Linked DNA regions of Homo sapiens: all the other regions are linked to region 5. The links are chromatin contacts, found by Hi-C or POLR2A ChIA-PET in ENCODE. All regions are on one chromosome and are shown on one strand. Each heading gives the region's core, a stretch centred on a gene start or an enhancer-like site at or near the end of the contact. The rest is flanking DNA. Distances are from core to core; before and after follow the strand shown.

Region 1 (2,983 bases), core at 317-2,816, 840 kb before region 5:
AGCAAACTGAATTTAACAATACACCAAAAAGATCATTCATCATGACCAAGTGGGCTTTATCCCTGGGATGCAAGGATGGTTCAATATATGCAAATCAATCAATGTGATGTATCATTTCAACAGAATAAAGGGCAAACACCATATAATCATTTCAATGTGCACTGAAAAAGCTTTTGATAATATTTAACATCCCTTCATGATAAAAACCCTAAAAAAAAACTGGGTATAGAAGCAGCTACCTTAACATAATAAAAGCCATATATGGCAGACCCACAGCTAGCATGATAATGAATGAGGAAAAACTGAAAGCCTTTCCTGTAAGATCTGGAACACAATAAGAATGCCCACTTTTACCACTGTTGTTCAGCACAGTACTCGAAGTCCCAGCTAGAGCAATAAGTCCAAAAAAAAAAAAAAAAAGAAATAAAGGGCATCTATATTGGGAAGGAAAGGAAGAAGTCAAATTATCCTGGTTTGCATATAATATGATCTTATATCTGGAAATACCTAAAGACTCCACCAAAAAAGTATTAGAACTGAGAAATAAATTCAGTAAAGTTGCAGGATACAATATTAACATACAAAAATCAGTAACATTTTTATATGCCAACAGTGAACAATCTGAAGCTACTTGAGAGGCTGAGGTGGGAGGATTGCTTGAGCTTGGGAGGTAGAGGTTGCAGTGAGCCATGATGGCCCCACTGCACTCCAGCCTAGGCAACAGAGCAAGACCCCATCTCAAACAACCAAAAACGTGTAGAAGGATGGTTACCACAGGCTGGGAAAAGTAGTAGCGAGGAGTAGTTATGGGGGAAGTGGGGATGGTTAATAGGTATAAAAAATAGTTACAAAGAATGAATAAGACCTAGTATTTGCTAGCACAACAGAGTGACTATAGTAAAAAATAATTTAATTGTACATTGAAATATTTTGAAAAATTTCATTGAAAAAGAGTATAATTGGAGCCAGGCGCGATGGCTCACGTCTCTAATCCCAGAACTTTGGGAGGCCAAGGTGGGCGGATCACGAGGTCAGGAGTTCGAGACCAGCCTGGCCAACATGGTGAAACCCGGCCTCTACTAAAACATACAAAAATTAGCCGGGTGTGGTGGCGCGCACCTGTAATCCCAGCTACTCGGGAGGCTGAGGCAGAATTGTTTGAACCCACCTAGGAGGCGGAGGTCGCAGTGAGCCTCGCACCATTGCACTCTAGCCTGAGCCACGGAGCAAGACTCCCTCTCTCTCTCTCTCTCTCTCTCTCTCTCTCGGAAAAAAAAAAAAAAAAAAAAAAAAAAGTATAATTGTTTTGTCAGTCAGTGTACAGGAGGAAGAAGCAGGAGGTCCTATTGAGTACAGGCAGGAAATTCCGCTTAAGTGCAAATATCCCTCGGGAGGATTCAGATCAAAGAGCAGGGAGGAAGCCCGCCCTGCCAAGGGCTGTGTCAGGAACTTGCTCATCTGGCTCCACTCAGCTGTGCAAGATCGCTTCTTCTGTCAATCAGTCCACGAGGGGCGGCACCTGACGCCGTATCCAGTAAGGGCCGTGGGGCGGGTTCGTGGGAACTGTCAATCAGGCGCGCTTCCCAGAGGAGTGTGTGGTTGAAAAAGCCCGCGGCGTCTTCTCCACCCACCTGCGCTGGGCGCTCGGTGCTCGGCTCTGTAGCTAAGAGACGACCTGGAAGTTCCGTGGCAGCCTGTGTCCCGCGGGAACCCGCATTGGCAGCGGGAGCCGTCCGGAGGACCTGGGACACCGCGGAAGTCGGGAAATGGTGCGTGTGCTGGGCCGGCGTCCCGAGGCGGGGGAGGGGCTGGGTGGAACCTGCAGTAATCGGCTGTGGCTGGACCCGGGCCTCCCCAAGGGCTACTCCGGGATCTACGGACCCGGGTTCCCCTGGCGTAGGTCGGCCCTCGGCCGCAGGGTGGGGCTGGGCATGCAGCCGGGACCCCGGGCGTCCTGTCCCGTTCCTGCGCGGCGACTGCGGCCCCGGCGCCCTCTCTGGGCAGCTCCGCGCCCGCAGCCTCGCGTCTCCCGAGATTGTGCGGCTGTAAGCAACACAGGTTCGCGGCCCGACTCACTGCACCGAGACGCTGAGGGCTGCAGCAGAAACAGTTTAATAGCCAGAGAGGGGAGGACACCCCAGATCCGCCTCCCTGAGGGATTTGGGGTCTGGACGGGGGCGGCTGGGTGTAGGGTCGTTGGTTGGTGGGGAAGTGAGGGGTGAATCCTGGGACAGGAGGTGAAGAAACCGCATTCTGCTGAATGGGCTCCCTCGTTGGGACTTCAACCTGATTGGCGCCAGCCTTTGCTGGGATTCAGGATCTGAGAACTCCGGCGACTCTTGAGCAGTTCTCAGAGATCTTATCCCCAGGCACAATGGGGAAGCCGGCGGTCAGCGTCTGCTGTGACCTGACTCTCAGGGAGGCGGCCCCTTGAGGCAGCGGGGCTGAGGGCACCTGGTTAATATCTAACTGCAATCTCGCCTCCAGCCTGGCTCGCAGTTCCTGTGAACCCGGTGAGGAGGCTGCACGGTGACGACGAGTCACCAGGTGGAATCCAGACTCGTGTGTGGGGTTTGTGTGTGGGAGGAGCTGTGGTCTCCGTGGTCCTCAGTCCCTTCTTTCTTTCCAAGGGCGACCGTTTCCCCTCTGAGTCTTCCAAAGATGTGGTTAGCAGGGTCTCAAATCCACCACTGTGTTCTCTCATCCTGACTCCTCCTAGGGCTGGCAGCAAATCTCTTGGTTTCCAGAGACTTCCCCAGGCTAACCTTCTGTCCTTAATTCACAGCAACGGTATGAACTGTTTGGCCCCCAGGCGATATTTCACTAGTTTGTCATCTTGTTTTCAGCTAGCAATGTATGGCTTTTTCTTGAAAGAATTATTTTGGGTTCCTGAACACGGTGGGTCATTCCTGTAATTCCAGCACCTTGGGAGGCTAAGGCAGAGGTATTGCTTAATCTTAGTAGTTCCAGACCAGCCTGGGCA
Region 2 (2,940 bases), core at 428-2,927, 610 kb after region 5:
GTACCCAGCCTTTTTTTTTTTTTTTTTCCTGAGATGGAGTCTCACTCTGTCGCCCAGGATGGAGTGCAGTGGCGCGATCTTGGCTCACTGCAAGCTCTGCCTCCCGGGTTCACGCCATTCTCCTGCCTCAGCCTCCTGAGTACCTGGGACTAGAGGCGCCCACCACACACCCGGGTAATCTTTTTGTATTTTTTTTTTTTAGTAGAGACGGGGTTTCACCATATTAGCGAGGATGGTCTCGATCTCCTGACCTCGTGATCTGCCCGCCTCTGCCTCCCAAAGTGCTGGGATTACAGGCCTGAACCACTGCGCCCGGCCTTCTTCTTTTTTTTTTTTTTTTTGTTTTTGTGAGACGGAGTCTTGCCCTGTCGCCCAGGCTGGAGTGCAGTGGCGCAATCTCAGCTCACTGCAACCTCCACCTCCCGGGTTCAAGCTACTCTCCTGCCTCAGCCTCCCGAGTAGCTGGGATTACAGGTGCATGCCACAATGACAGAGCTTTTTTTTTTTTTTTTTTGTATTTTTAGAAGAGACAAGGTTTCACCATGTTGGCCAGGCTGGTCTCGAACTCCTGACCTCAGGTGATCCGCCTGCCTTGGCCTCCCAAAGTGCTGGGATTTTATAGGCGTGAGCCACCATGCCCAGCTTTACCACAATTTTTTTGTTTGTTTGTTTCTTGTTTTTTGAGACAGAGTCTCACTCTGTCGCCCAGGCTGGAGTGCAGTGTCGAGATCTTGGCTCACTGCACCCTCCACCTCCCAGGTTCAAGCGATTCTCCTGCCTCAGCCTCCTGAGTAGCTGGGATTACAGACACGTGCCACCACACCGAGATAATTTTTGTATTATTAGTAGAGATGGGGTTTCACCATGTTGGTCAGGCTGGTCTCAGACTCCTGACCTCAGGTGATCCACCTGCCTTGCCCTCCCAAAGTGCTGGGATTACAGGTGTGAGCCACTGCACCCAGCCTGCAGAATTTTTTAAAAAGTCATAAACAGCAATACTCCAGGCCACCCAGCTATCCACCACTGAACTCTGCCTAGGTCCTTGTGATCAGTTTCAGGTGCCAGCTGAGAGATGTGAGAAATCTTCAAACGAAAAGAATCAGCCCCAGTTAACTGAGAATTGACTGCTGATCGGGTCGCCCTGGGAAATTTAAGAGACTGATTTCATCTGATTAAGAACATGGATTCTGGGCCAGGTGTGGGGGCTCAAGCCTGTAATCCTAGAACTTTGGGAGGCTGAGGTGGGCAGATCACCCGAGGTTAGGAGTTCGAGACCAGCCTGGCCAACATGGTGAAATCCCGTCTCTGCTAAAAATACAGAAATTAGCTGGCATGGTGGCAGCGTGCCTGTAGTCCCAGCTACTCGGGAGGCTGAAACATAAGAATCACTTGAACCCAGGAGGCAGAGGTTGCAGTGAGCCGAGATCGCACCATGGCACTCCAGCCTGGGCGACAGAGTGAGATTGTGTCTCAAATAGAAAAAAGAAAAATATATATGGCTTCTGTATTTCTGGGCTATTTCCAAAGCGAGGGGACGCGGAGGTGCTTGTCATGGACTCACATCGTGGGACCTTCTGAGATTAGTTTCGTGTTCCACGTGACAGAATGGAATTAGGAAGGCACCAGGTGGCAGTGAGTCAGCCAGCAGGCGTGGGAATTACTGCCAAGAGGCCTCACTTGGAAGAAAAGCTGTTCTTTTGGGGTGCCAAATCTGGTTTTCCTTTTTTTTTTTTTTTTTTGAGATGGAGTCTCGCTCTGTCACCCAGGCTGGAGTACAGTGGTGCAATCTTGGTTTACTGCAAGCTCCACCTCCTGGGTTCACGCCATTCTCCTGCCTCAGCCTCCTGAGTAGCTGGGACTACAGGCGCCTGCCACCACGCCTGGCTAATTTTTTGTATTTTTAGAAAAGACAGGGTTTCACCGTGTTAGCCAGGATGGTCTCAATCTCCTGACCTTGTGATCTGCCCGCCTCGGCCTCTGAAAGTGCTGGGATTGCAGGCATGAGCCACTGCGCCTGGCCTTTTTTTTTTTTTTTTTTTTTTTTTTTTTTTGATGTAGGGTCTCACTCTTTCACCCACACTGGAGTACAATGGTGTGATCTCGTCTCACCGCAACCTGTGCCTCCCAGGCTCCAGCGATTCTCCTGCCTCAGCCCCCAGAGTAACTGGGATTACAGGTGCCCACCACCACGCCTGGCTAATTTTTGTATTTTTAGTAGAGACAAGGTGTCACCATGTTGACCAGGCTGGTCTCGAACTCCTGACCTCAGGTGATCCTTATATCTATACCTCGGCCTTCCAAAGTGATGGGATTACAGGCATGAGCCACCAGGCCCGGCCAGTACTGGAATGTTAATGACATTTTTTTTTTCTTAATTTTCTTTTTTTCTTTTTTGGGATGGAGTCTCATTCTGTTACCCAGGCTGGAGTGCAGTGGCTCACTGCAACCACTGTGTCTCAGGTTCAAGTGGTTCTCCTGCCTCGGCCTCCAAGTAGGTGGGATTATTTGGTGCCCCCCACCATACCCGGCTAATTTTTGTATTTTCAGTAGAGACAGGGTTTTGCCATGTTGGCCAGGTTGATGTCAAACTCCTGACCTCAGGTGATCCGCCTGCCTCAGCCTGCCAAAGTGCTGGGATTAGAGGCGTGAGGCACTGTGCCCAGCCTTTTTTCTTAATTTTCTTGTAGAGAGGGGTCTCATTATGCTGTCCAGGCTGGTCTCAAATTCCTCAGCTTAAGTGATCCTCCTGCCTCAGACTCTCAAAGTGCTGAGATTACAGGCCTGAGCCACCGTGTCTGGCCAAATATTTTAATTTCTGATTATGAAGATTTTTGTTTGTTTGATCTGATAGCAAACCAGGTTGTGTAGTCTACCCTCCTGCTGCGAACTAAAAGAGCTATTCCAGGAATTTTAATGTTGGCATTATAGGCATTTTGGCTT
Region 3 (2,913 bases), core at 88-2,587, 770 kb before region 5:
TTTATGTGTTAGGAAAATCTGGGTAAAGGGTTTATGAATTTGACAGTTTATGTAGGTCAGTACCTTAAAGTAACCTTTTTTTTTTTTTTTTTTTTTTTTTTGAGACCAGGTCTCACTCTGTCACCCAGGCTGGAATGCCGTGGCACGATCTCGGCTCACTGCAACCTCCGCCTCCCAGGTTCAAGTGATTCTCCTGCCTCAGCCTCCCGAGTAGCTGGGATTACAGGTGCCCGCCACCATGCCCAGCTAATTTTTGTATTTTTAGTAGAGATGTGGTTTCACCATGTTGGCCAGGCTGGTCTCCAACTGGTGACCTCAGGTGATTCACCCGCCTCGGCCTCCCAAAGTGCTGGGATTGCAGGCGTGAGCCACCGCCCCGGGCCCTTAAACTAACTTTACATGAAACTTTCCTGTTGGTGAAAATGCACATCTTGACGGTGGGGGCATTTCCACACTCTGCAGAGGGCACAGGGAAGTATGTTGAGCTCCCAGAGTCAAATCCTTCAGTGTCCCAGTCTCATCACCAGGTTTTGGTTCACTCTGGGGTTCCATTTCAACAGTTAAGAGTGGCTGCCAAGTTTGGGCATATGTTTAGCCTCCTGAATGGGACGTTTGCTGAAGTATGAGGGCAGCAGGCTGCTTATCTGCACTAGTTCAAGTTTTTGCTTTTTTTTTCCTGTTGTATTTTTGTTTTGATTCATTCATTCATTTATTGCTGCCGTGTGATTTCAGTTCTTCCACACATTTGATATTTTAATACCGTTCTTGACTTGTTTTTATTTCCTTGGCTGAAAATGAGCAGATTGAGAGGCAAGGTGAGAGAGGAAGGCTTAACCTTGCCGCCAAGAGTCTCATCCTCAAATCCTGATGCCCGGTGGACATCAGGCCACCCTCCTGCTGCAGTGTGGCCTGTGTGGCCTTGGGCTCCCCTCTGCTCTGAGGCCAGGGGAATGGCTCCACTGGACTGTGAGTCTGGGATTCCCTGCAAAACACTTGTGACTCCTTCTCCAGGAGGAAAAGGCAGTAAGGGCCTGCTGAGTACGGGCAGGTAATTCTGCATAAATGCAAATGTTCCCTGGGAGGGATCAGGACAGCACAGGGAGGAAGCCTGCCCTGTCAAGGGCTGTGCCTGGAACTCGTTCATCCCGCTCGACTCAGCACTGTGTGATCGCTTCTTCTGTCACTCAGTGCCCAGGGGGCGGGACCTGGAGCCCTATCCAATCAGAGCTATGGGGCGGGGTCGTGAGAACTGTCAATCAGGCGCACGGCTGGCAGTAGGGTGCCAGGTTCAAAGAGCCCGCGGCGTCTTCACGCCCCTGCGCTCAGCTCTAGACTCAGTCGCTCGCTGAGAGACGCCCTGGAACGTCTGTGTAGCCTCAGTCGCTGAGAGACGCCCTGGAACGTCTGTGGCAGCCTCTGTCACAGTGGGACCCGCACTGGCAGCGGGAGGCAGAGGGAGGACCCTGGAACATCCCGGAAGCCGGGAAATGGTGCGTGTGCAGGGTCAGGCGTCCCAAAAGTGGGAAAGAGCTGGTTGGAACCGTCCAGAACCGGCCGCGGCGAACGTGGGCCTCCCCCGCCGTCAGCTCCGGGGTCTGGGACCCGAGTCCCCCTGGCGCAGCTCGACCCTCGGTCCCCTCAGCCACAGAGTGAGGCTGAGCTGGCAGCCGGGACCCCGGGCGTCCTATCCGGTCCCTGCGCGGCAACTGCGGTCCCGGCCTCGGAGCCCTGTCTGGGCAGCTCCTCGCCCGCAGCCCCCCATCTCCCCAGGATTGGGGGAGGGTCACGGAAGGGTCATGGAGGGAATCCCCACTCGTGTGTGGGGTTCGTGCCTGTGAGGAGCTGTGATCTGTGGGATCCTCAGTCTCTGTTTTCTTCCTAAAGGGGACCGGTGTCCCTCTGAGTCTTCAAAGGTTTGGGAAGGCAGATGTCTAATGCTTATCTTGTCCCCTCACCCTAACTCCTGGGGCTGGCAGTAAATCCCTAGATTTCCAGATTTTGCCCTGCATTTCATAAAGCTGACTTCCTCTCCGTCACAGGGGAACGACTGCTATCTGGGCCGGTAACGCCGGGGTAAAATAATTTTTACTAAGACAGTTGTAGGTAAAGTTATTAGCGAAAGAAGCAAAATCCATCGCAAGGGAGGCCATGGGAAGCCTGCAGGAGAGAAGCAGAGGCTTGTGGGTGATTTTATAGAATGGAACTTGGGCTGATTGATAGTGCCAAGGCAGCAGAGTGCCAAGGCAGCAGGGAGCTTAACTTGCATTCCTCTGTCAGCCCCGGTGTTTGATAAATTGAGGCGTTTGATGGTGAGCAGGAAGTCTGTGAATTAAGTGCGTTATCTGGGCAAGAAGGCCATGTCTTGGGCCATAAAGAAAGTTAGACATGTACAGGAGTTCCAGACCAGCCTGGCCAAGATGGCGAAACCCCTTCTCTACTAAAAATACAAAAATTAGCCAGACGTGGTGTCACATGCCTGTAATCTCAGCTACTCGAGAGGCTGAGGCAGGAGAATCGCTTGAACCCATGAGGCGGAGGTTGCAGTGAACTGAGATCACGTCACTGCACTCCAGTCTGGGCCGGCGACAGAGAGAGACTCCGTCTCAAAAAAAAAAAAAAAAAGAAAAAAGAAAAAAAACAAAGTTAGACCCGTAACTTACCTGCATTCTCTTTTGTTTAAATTCTCTGCACATGAAGATAGGCAGATTTATAGCTTTTTTGTTTTATCTTTCTGCTTTCCCCTGTTCCCTTTAGCCTTTCCCTAATTAAGACTTTAATTTAACAGCCTTTTCCCCTGTTCCCCTTAGCCTTTTCCCTAATTAAGACTCTACACTGTCCTCAGTTCACAGCAACATAATGAACTCTTTGTCCCCCAGGCTGTATTTCAAACAAATACAGTATTTTAACTGTCAT
Region 4 (3,027 bases), core at 43-2,542, 720 kb after region 5:
GGAAAAAAAAATTAAAAAAAAAAAGAAAAAAAAGAAAAGGAGTCACCCGTTCTCCACTGTTACTTCAAATTGTCCAAGCAGTGAGTGTAAATGATAGAAAAAGTTGGAGTGAAAAGGAATACCAAACTGATATTACAAAGAGCTACTTCCCCAAATTCTCCAAATGCAGGAAAGTGCTGACAACAGCCAGCTGTATTTGAGGGATCTTTGTCATCACCTGCCAACCTTTTCCGGGTTTATCTTTGAAGACTAAACATCTCCCTGTACACAGTTTATGTTTAGACGGGAACCAAATAACAGATTATTATTTACTGAGGGCCTGTGATGTCCCACGCACTGCGGAAGCAAGCACTCAACAAGCATTTCACGTATCCTAAAGACAGCCCAGTAGCGTAGGCCTATTATCCCCATTTTGCAGAAGAGGAAACTGAGGCTCAACAGAGGGAATGCCTCAAGTAATGGGTGGGGCAGGAGCTGAACCAGGCAACGTGGCTCCCAGTCCCACACTGTCCTTATCTCTTCCTACCTGGGCTGTCGTTTTTCTGACCCGAGGCTACTGTAATGGCTCTATTTACCTGCTGGCCCTTGAGTCTGAGACCCTTGGGGTGCATGGTGGGGCCACGCCCCTCCACTGTCTATAAGCCAGGAAAGCTGAGCACTCAATATGAACCAAGCCTCATCTCAATTCTCACAGCCGCACTACAGGGTGGTCGTTCCATCACTCCCGACTTACGAGGAAACTGATACGCTGATGCCTCTAAGGCGCAAAAGGCGTCGAACCTGGACCACGCTCACAGAGCAAGCAAAACACGACGCCACAGGTATCTCCGCCCCGCCCCAGCCCTTTTATAGGCGAGCCCTACGGGTCGCGTACAGGGCCACGCCTAGACGCTATTTTTGGGTCCACTCCACCACGTCGGTCCCGCCAAAGGTTGTCACGCGCGGCGCACTCTGGGAAAACCACGTGGAGGTGACTAAAAAGGACCCTGCCGCCTGTAACTTTAGTTGTCTTAGCTACTGCCTACAAAAGATGCGCCATCATGGCACTTATTTTTGTAATTTTCCTCCACCAGCGGCCGAGAAGAGAGCCGAAGCCTTTGAGAAAAATATTCCCAGACGGTTGAGTGTTTCTGGGCACATCAGGCATTCATTCGGGCCGCCTGCCCTCTAGTGGGGGGGTCCTTCACTCCTGGCACCTCTGGTTACGGACAACATACAGAAGCCACTGCCAATGAGCTCCGCCGAGTAGCACCGGGGCAGGGCTAGCGCTTAAAGGAGCCGCGACCCCTTTGCAGACCAGAGGGTGACCCGGATGATGGCGGCCGGCGCGGCCCTAGCCCTGGCCTTGTGGCTACTAATGCCACCAGTGGAGGTGGGAGGGGCGGGGCCCCCGCCAATCCAGGACGGTGAGTTCACGTTCCTGTTGCCGGCGGGGAGGAAGCAGTGTTTCTACCAGTCCGCGCCGGCCAACGCAAGCCTCGAGACCGAATACCAGGTAGAGGGTCGCGGGCTGGGCGGCCAGCAGAGTCAGGGAGAGGGGGCGTGGCCAAGCGGTCGAGGCGAGGCGCGCTTTAGGAGGAAGGGGGAGGAATCCGTGCTTGGGAGCGCGGGGGCGGAGCTAGAAAGAGATGGACAGATGGGGCGGGGACGGTGTGTGGGAGCGGAAGGGGAGGGAGTAATGAAGCAGGCGGGGCTAGAGTAAGAGATCCAGAGGGGGCGGGGCCATCGATAAGTATAGGGAGCCTCTGAGAGGACAGGACTCTGGCTGGTGGGCGTGGCGATAGTGCTGATAGGTCAACTGCGGGGGCGTTGCCCACACAGGCCTTTCTCGGGGGTTAGACTAAGGAAAAAGGCTGGGCCTATCCTCTTTCGGAGGCGGAGCCAACCAGGGGCGTGGTCAGGTAAACGTCCATTAAGTACTTTTGGTAGGTGCGTGGTCAGCTGAAAGTATGGACCCCAAGCTGTCATATCAATGAGGGTGGAGGCAAGGGGCGCAGCCACTGGGACAGGTTGGGGCGGGTGTGGGTGTGCCGCCGTTCAGGTAAGCCCTTGGTGGTCTGTATTGATCAGTGTTGGTTCAGCCGTAGCCCTCTTCGGCAGGCGCCCTTGGCCTACCGCTAGCCCTCCACCCGCTCTTACCTGCCCCCCAGGTGATCGGAGGTGCTGGACTGGACGTGGACTTCACGCTGGAGAGCCCTCAGGGCGTGCTGTTGGTCAGCGAGTCCCGCAAGGCTGATGGGGTACACACGTGAGTTCAGTCTTGATGCCTGCCTGGGTTCAGTTACAGCCCTGCCCTTCCCAGGCGGCCTCAGGTTACCGCCCTGACTGCCCCGCTGAGTCGGCTGGCTGGCCACCCTGGGTCATGTCTGTGTGTCTGTCTGCCCAGGGTGGAGCCAACGGAGGCCGGGGACTACAAGCTGTGCTTTGACAACTCCTTCAGCACCATCTCCGAGAAGCTGGTGTTCTTTGAACTGATCTTTGACAGCCTCCAGGATGACGAGGAGGTCGAAGGATGGGCAGAGGCTGTGGAGCCCGAGGAGATGCTGGATGTTAAAATGGAGGACATCAAGGTGTGTCCAGGCTGCGCTGGGGCCACTCCTTCCAGATCTCTAGGATTCACCTGGGGTGCCCCCCTTGGGCTGACCCAGCCTCCCCTCCGTAGTTGTGCCCTCCAACTGAATTATAGTAAGAGTAGCAGCTCTTAAAATAAGTAGTTCATTTCAGGCCGGGCACGGTGGCTCACGCCTGTAATCCCAGCACTTTGGGAGGCTGAGGCGGGTGGATCACCTGAGGTCAGGAGTTTTGAGACCAGCCTGGCCAACATGGTGAAACCCCGTCTCTACTAAAAATACAAAAATTAGCCGGGTGTGGTGGCGGGCGTCTGTAATCCCAGCTACTCAGGAGGCTGAGGCCAGAGAATGACTTGAACCCAGGAGGTGGAAGTTGAACCTGGGAGGCAGAGGTTGCAGTGAGCCGAGATCGCACCATTGCACTCCAGCCTGGGCAATAAGAGCAAAACTCCGTCTC
Region 5 (3,082 bases), core at 45-2,544:
TTCTCTTTCCTCATCTTCTTCAACTCAGGGACACGTGACACAGCTAACCCCTCTCTCTCTCCATCTTGAAATATCTTTTTCAGGCCAGGTGTGGTGGCTCATGCCTGTAATCCCAACAATTTGAGAGGCCGAGGTGGATGGATCACTTGAGGTCAGGAGTTCGAGACCAGCCTGACCAACATGGTGAAACCCCATCTCTACTAAAAATACAAAAATTAGCCAGGCATGGTAGTGCGCACCTGTAATCACAGCTACTTAAGAGGCTGAGGCAGGAGGATCGCTTGAACCCGGGAGGCTAAGGTTGCAGTGAGCCCATATGGCGTCACTGCACTCCAGCCTGGGCGACGGAGCGAAACCCTGTCTCAGAAAAAAACAAAACCAAAAATAAAAACCAATAAAAGTCCTTGGCCGGGCGCGGTGGCTCACGCCTGTAATCCCAGCACTTTGGGAGACCGAGGCGGGTGGATCGCGCCTGTAATCCCAGCACTTTGGGAGGCCGAGGCGGGTGGATCACGAGGTCAGGAGTTCAAGACCAGCCTGGCCAAGATGGTGAGACCCCATCCCTACTCAAAAAAAAAAAAAAAAAAAAAACTACAAAAATTAGCCGGGCGCGGTGACCGGCGCCTGTAATCCCAGCTACTCGGGAGGCTGAGGTAGGAGAATCACTTGAACCTGGGAGGCGGAGGTTGCAGTGGGCCGAAATCGAGCCACTGCACTCCAGCCTGGGCGACAAAGTGAGACTCCGTCTCAAAAAAATAAAATAAAATAAAACAAAAATAAAAAATAAAAATCCTTAACACGGCCCACGAGGCTCCATGGAATCTGGCCCCAGCCTGTCCACTCAACCTCATCTACTACAATCTGGGCACTCAAAATGTGGTCTGCGGATCAGCAGCATGGAAGTCACCTGGGAGCGAGTTAGAACAGCAGCCTCTCAGGCCTCCCTCTTCATCTGCTGGATCAGAACTTGAACTTTTTAGTTTGAGTAGAGCGTCTTCCATGCTTACAAGCTTCCCCTTCACCCTGATTCAGCCATAAGGTTATTTCATATTCCTCACTTGCCGCTCCTGGAAACTGACCAGAAGTACTGGCATCGCGCGTAGGTACAGGCAAATACGCACCGGCTCTTGCGCAGGCGCACTGCGTCTCCGTCGGAGCGCTGCTATTTGAGTACGCGTGCGCTCAGAGGAGCGGCGAAGGAGGCAGGGCCTATTTGCTGGGCTGTCCGGGATGGGGGTGGCCGGGACCTGAAAGTAGGAGAGGGGTTTCCGCTTCCGGCAGGAGTCGGAAGTCACTATCTCCCGGGTGAACGGAGCTTTCGCAGCTGGAGAAGGTGAGTGCTGGTGCGGCTCGTGCGAGTGGGCGTTGGGGGTGGGCAGGACTGGAAGTTCCTCTACTCCGTGCGTTTACGGGGTCCTGGAGGAGGCTCCTGGGACCTCGAGCTTGGGGGAAAGCCGGTCGGGGAGACTGACTCCCCCCGACCCCATCCTTCCAAGCGCGACTACCGGGACGCCTGGCTCCTCCCGGCGGCCGTCGGGAGGCGATGCCGAAGCTTTAGTGAGTCTGGAGGAACAGCCAACCCCCCACCTCTTGGGTACCAGCAGATTCGGGGGATGACTCCTCTGCCATCCCCTTTTGGCGCTCTTGGACTTAACGTTGTCACAGGACAGGCTGAGGCCTCTGCATTCCTTGTGCAAGCCAGACCCCATTCATGGGATGGGGAGACTGTAGTCCCTGGGCAAAATGAGCTTCTGGGGCTCATCCGTAGATTTTGTTTGGACTTTTTTTTTTTTTTTTGAGAGTGAGTCTTGCTGTGTCGCCGAGGCTGGAGTGCAGTGGCGCGATCATAGCTCATTGCAGCCTCGACCTCCTGGGCGCAAGCTTCCCACTTCAGCTTGCCGAGTAGCTGGGACTACAGACTCAAGGCTAATTTTTGTAATTTTGTAGAGATGAAGGGTCTCACTCTGTTTCCCAGGCTGGTCTGGAACTCCTGGCTTCAAGCGATCTTCCCACCTGGGCCTCCCAAAGTGATGAGATTACGGGCGTGACGTCCCAAAGTGATAGAGTTACAAGCAAACTGATTGAGTGATTTATTCAGTAATGGTTATTGCTGGGCACGGTGGCTCATGCTTGTAACGCCAGCACTTTGGGAGGCCGAGGCGGGAGTATCTCTTGAGCCCAGGAGTTCCAGACCAGGCTGGGCAACATGGTGGGTCCCTGTCTCTACAAAAAATACAAAAATTAGCTGGGCGTGGTGCCGCGGCTAATTTATATTTCAGAGGTAGAGGGGCAGGGGGAGGATCGCATAAGGAATGTGTGAGGGAAAAAGACATTGAGGATGAATCCAAGGTTTCTGATTTGATTATCCGGAAAGATGGAATTGCTGTTAGCTGAGATGAGGAAGACTGGAAGAGCAGGTTGCAATGTCAGGGGCTTGGTTTTGGACATGATATGTTTAATCTTAGGTGGAAGTTAGACATCAGGTGGAGGTGTGGCTGAGGCAGATAGATCAGAGTCTGCAGTTCAGACTCAAGGCTGGAGAAGCAGGTGGCCTCAGTGTAGAGTAGGCATGAAGCCCTAAGACTGGGTGAAATCTTCATGTGGTGAGTATAGCCAGAAAGGAGAGGATCCAACAATTAAACTCATGGGCTTTTTGCTCTGTTGCCCAGGCTGGAGTGCCTCGGCTCACTGCAACCTCCGCCTCCCAGGTTCAAGTGATTCTCCTGCCTCAGCCTCCCGAGTAGCTGGGATTACAGGCGTGCACCACCATGCCTGGCTAATTTTTGTATTTTTAGTAGAGATGGGGTTTCACCATGTTGGTCAGGCTGGTCTCGAACTCCTGACCTCGTGATCTGCCCACCTCGGCCTCCCAAAGTGCTGGGATTACAGGCGTGAACCACTGCACTCAGCCTTTTTTTTTTTTTTTTTTAGATGAAGTTTTGCTCTGTTGCCCAGGCTGGAGTGCGGTGGCACAATCTCAGCTCACTGAAACCTCCGACTCCCAGGTTCAAGCGATTCTCCTGCCTCAGCCTCTCTATTAGCTGGGATTACAGGCATGTGCCACCACGCCCAGCTAATTTTT

The links. A loop is a pair of places that touch in the nucleus more often than their neighbours do. ChIA-PET counts read pairs that join two places held with the same protein, here RNA polymerase II (POLR2A). Pooled maps may share reads with other maps.
Region 1: a loop to region 5 is called in a pooled map, with 6 times the contacts of the local background. The contact joins the promoter of ZNF799 here to the promoter of ELOF1 in region 5. A Hi-C loop is called at or near these places in 5 of 50 pooled maps.
Region 2: POLR2A ChIA-PET joins it to region 5 with 12 read pairs in activated CD8-positive, alpha-beta memory T cell. The contact joins the enhancer-like site here to the promoter of ELOF1 in region 5. POLR2A ChIA-PET finds 5 or more read pairs at or near these places in 2 of 52 experiments (WTC11 and activated CD8-positive, alpha-beta memory T cell).
Region 3: a loop to region 5 is called in a pooled map, with 6 times the contacts of the local background. The contact joins the promoter of ZNF563 here to the promoter of ELOF1 in region 5. A Hi-C loop is called at or near these places in 5 of 50 pooled maps. POLR2A ChIA-PET finds 5 or more read pairs at or near these places in 2 of 52 experiments (OCI-LY7 and activated naive CD4-positive, alpha-beta T cell).
Region 4: a loop to region 5 is called in a pooled map, with 8 times the contacts of the local background. The contact joins the promoter of TMED1 here to the promoter of ELOF1 in region 5. A Hi-C loop is called at or near these places in 7 of 50 pooled maps. POLR2A ChIA-PET finds 5 or more read pairs at or near these places in 3 of 52 experiments (H1, OCI-LY7 and activated B cell).

The regions. Positions count from the first base shown.
Region 1 is chr19:12,399,854-12,402,836 of GRCh38, reverse strand. ZNF799 (zinc finger protein 799) reads left to right here and starts at 1,566. Exons shown (of 4, transcript NM_001080821.3): 1 at 1,566-1,769. The coding sequence starts at 1,767. RefSeq lists enhancers at 1,412-1,461, 2,182-2,271 and a silencer at 1,792-1,951.
Region 2 is chr19:10,947,153-10,950,092 of GRCh38, reverse strand. No RefSeq gene overlaps it. Among named protein-coding and RNA genes, the nearest start is that of SMARCA4, 12 kb to the left of the region's middle. Within about 2 kb of position 1,677, at least 6 of the 41 ENCODE cell types and tissues checked have a DNase peak (open chromatin) inside an H3K27ac peak, as active enhancers do.
Region 3 is chr19:12,332,057-12,334,969 of GRCh38, reverse strand. It overlaps ZNF563 (zinc finger protein 563), which reads left to right and starts at 1,337. Exons shown (of 4, transcript NM_145276.3): 1 at 1,337-1,490. The coding sequence starts at 1,488. RefSeq lists a silencer at 1,104-1,243 and enhancers at 416-1,281, 1,384-1,643, 1,874-1,983.
Region 4 is chr19:10,834,477-10,837,503 of GRCh38, reverse strand. It overlaps TMED1 (transmembrane p24 trafficking protein 1), which reads left to right and starts at 1,292. Exons shown (of 4, transcript NM_006858.4): 1 at 1,292-1,495; 2 at 2,151-2,248; 3 at 2,387-2,570. The coding sequence starts at 1,313. It also overlaps a transcript of C19orf38 not described here. RefSeq lists enhancers at 1,018-1,117, 883-1,519, 2,157-2,794.
Region 5 is chr19:11,557,442-11,560,523 of GRCh38, reverse strand. ELOF1 (elongation factor 1) reads left to right here and starts at 1,294. Exons shown (of 4, transcript NM_032377.4): 1 at 1,294-1,333.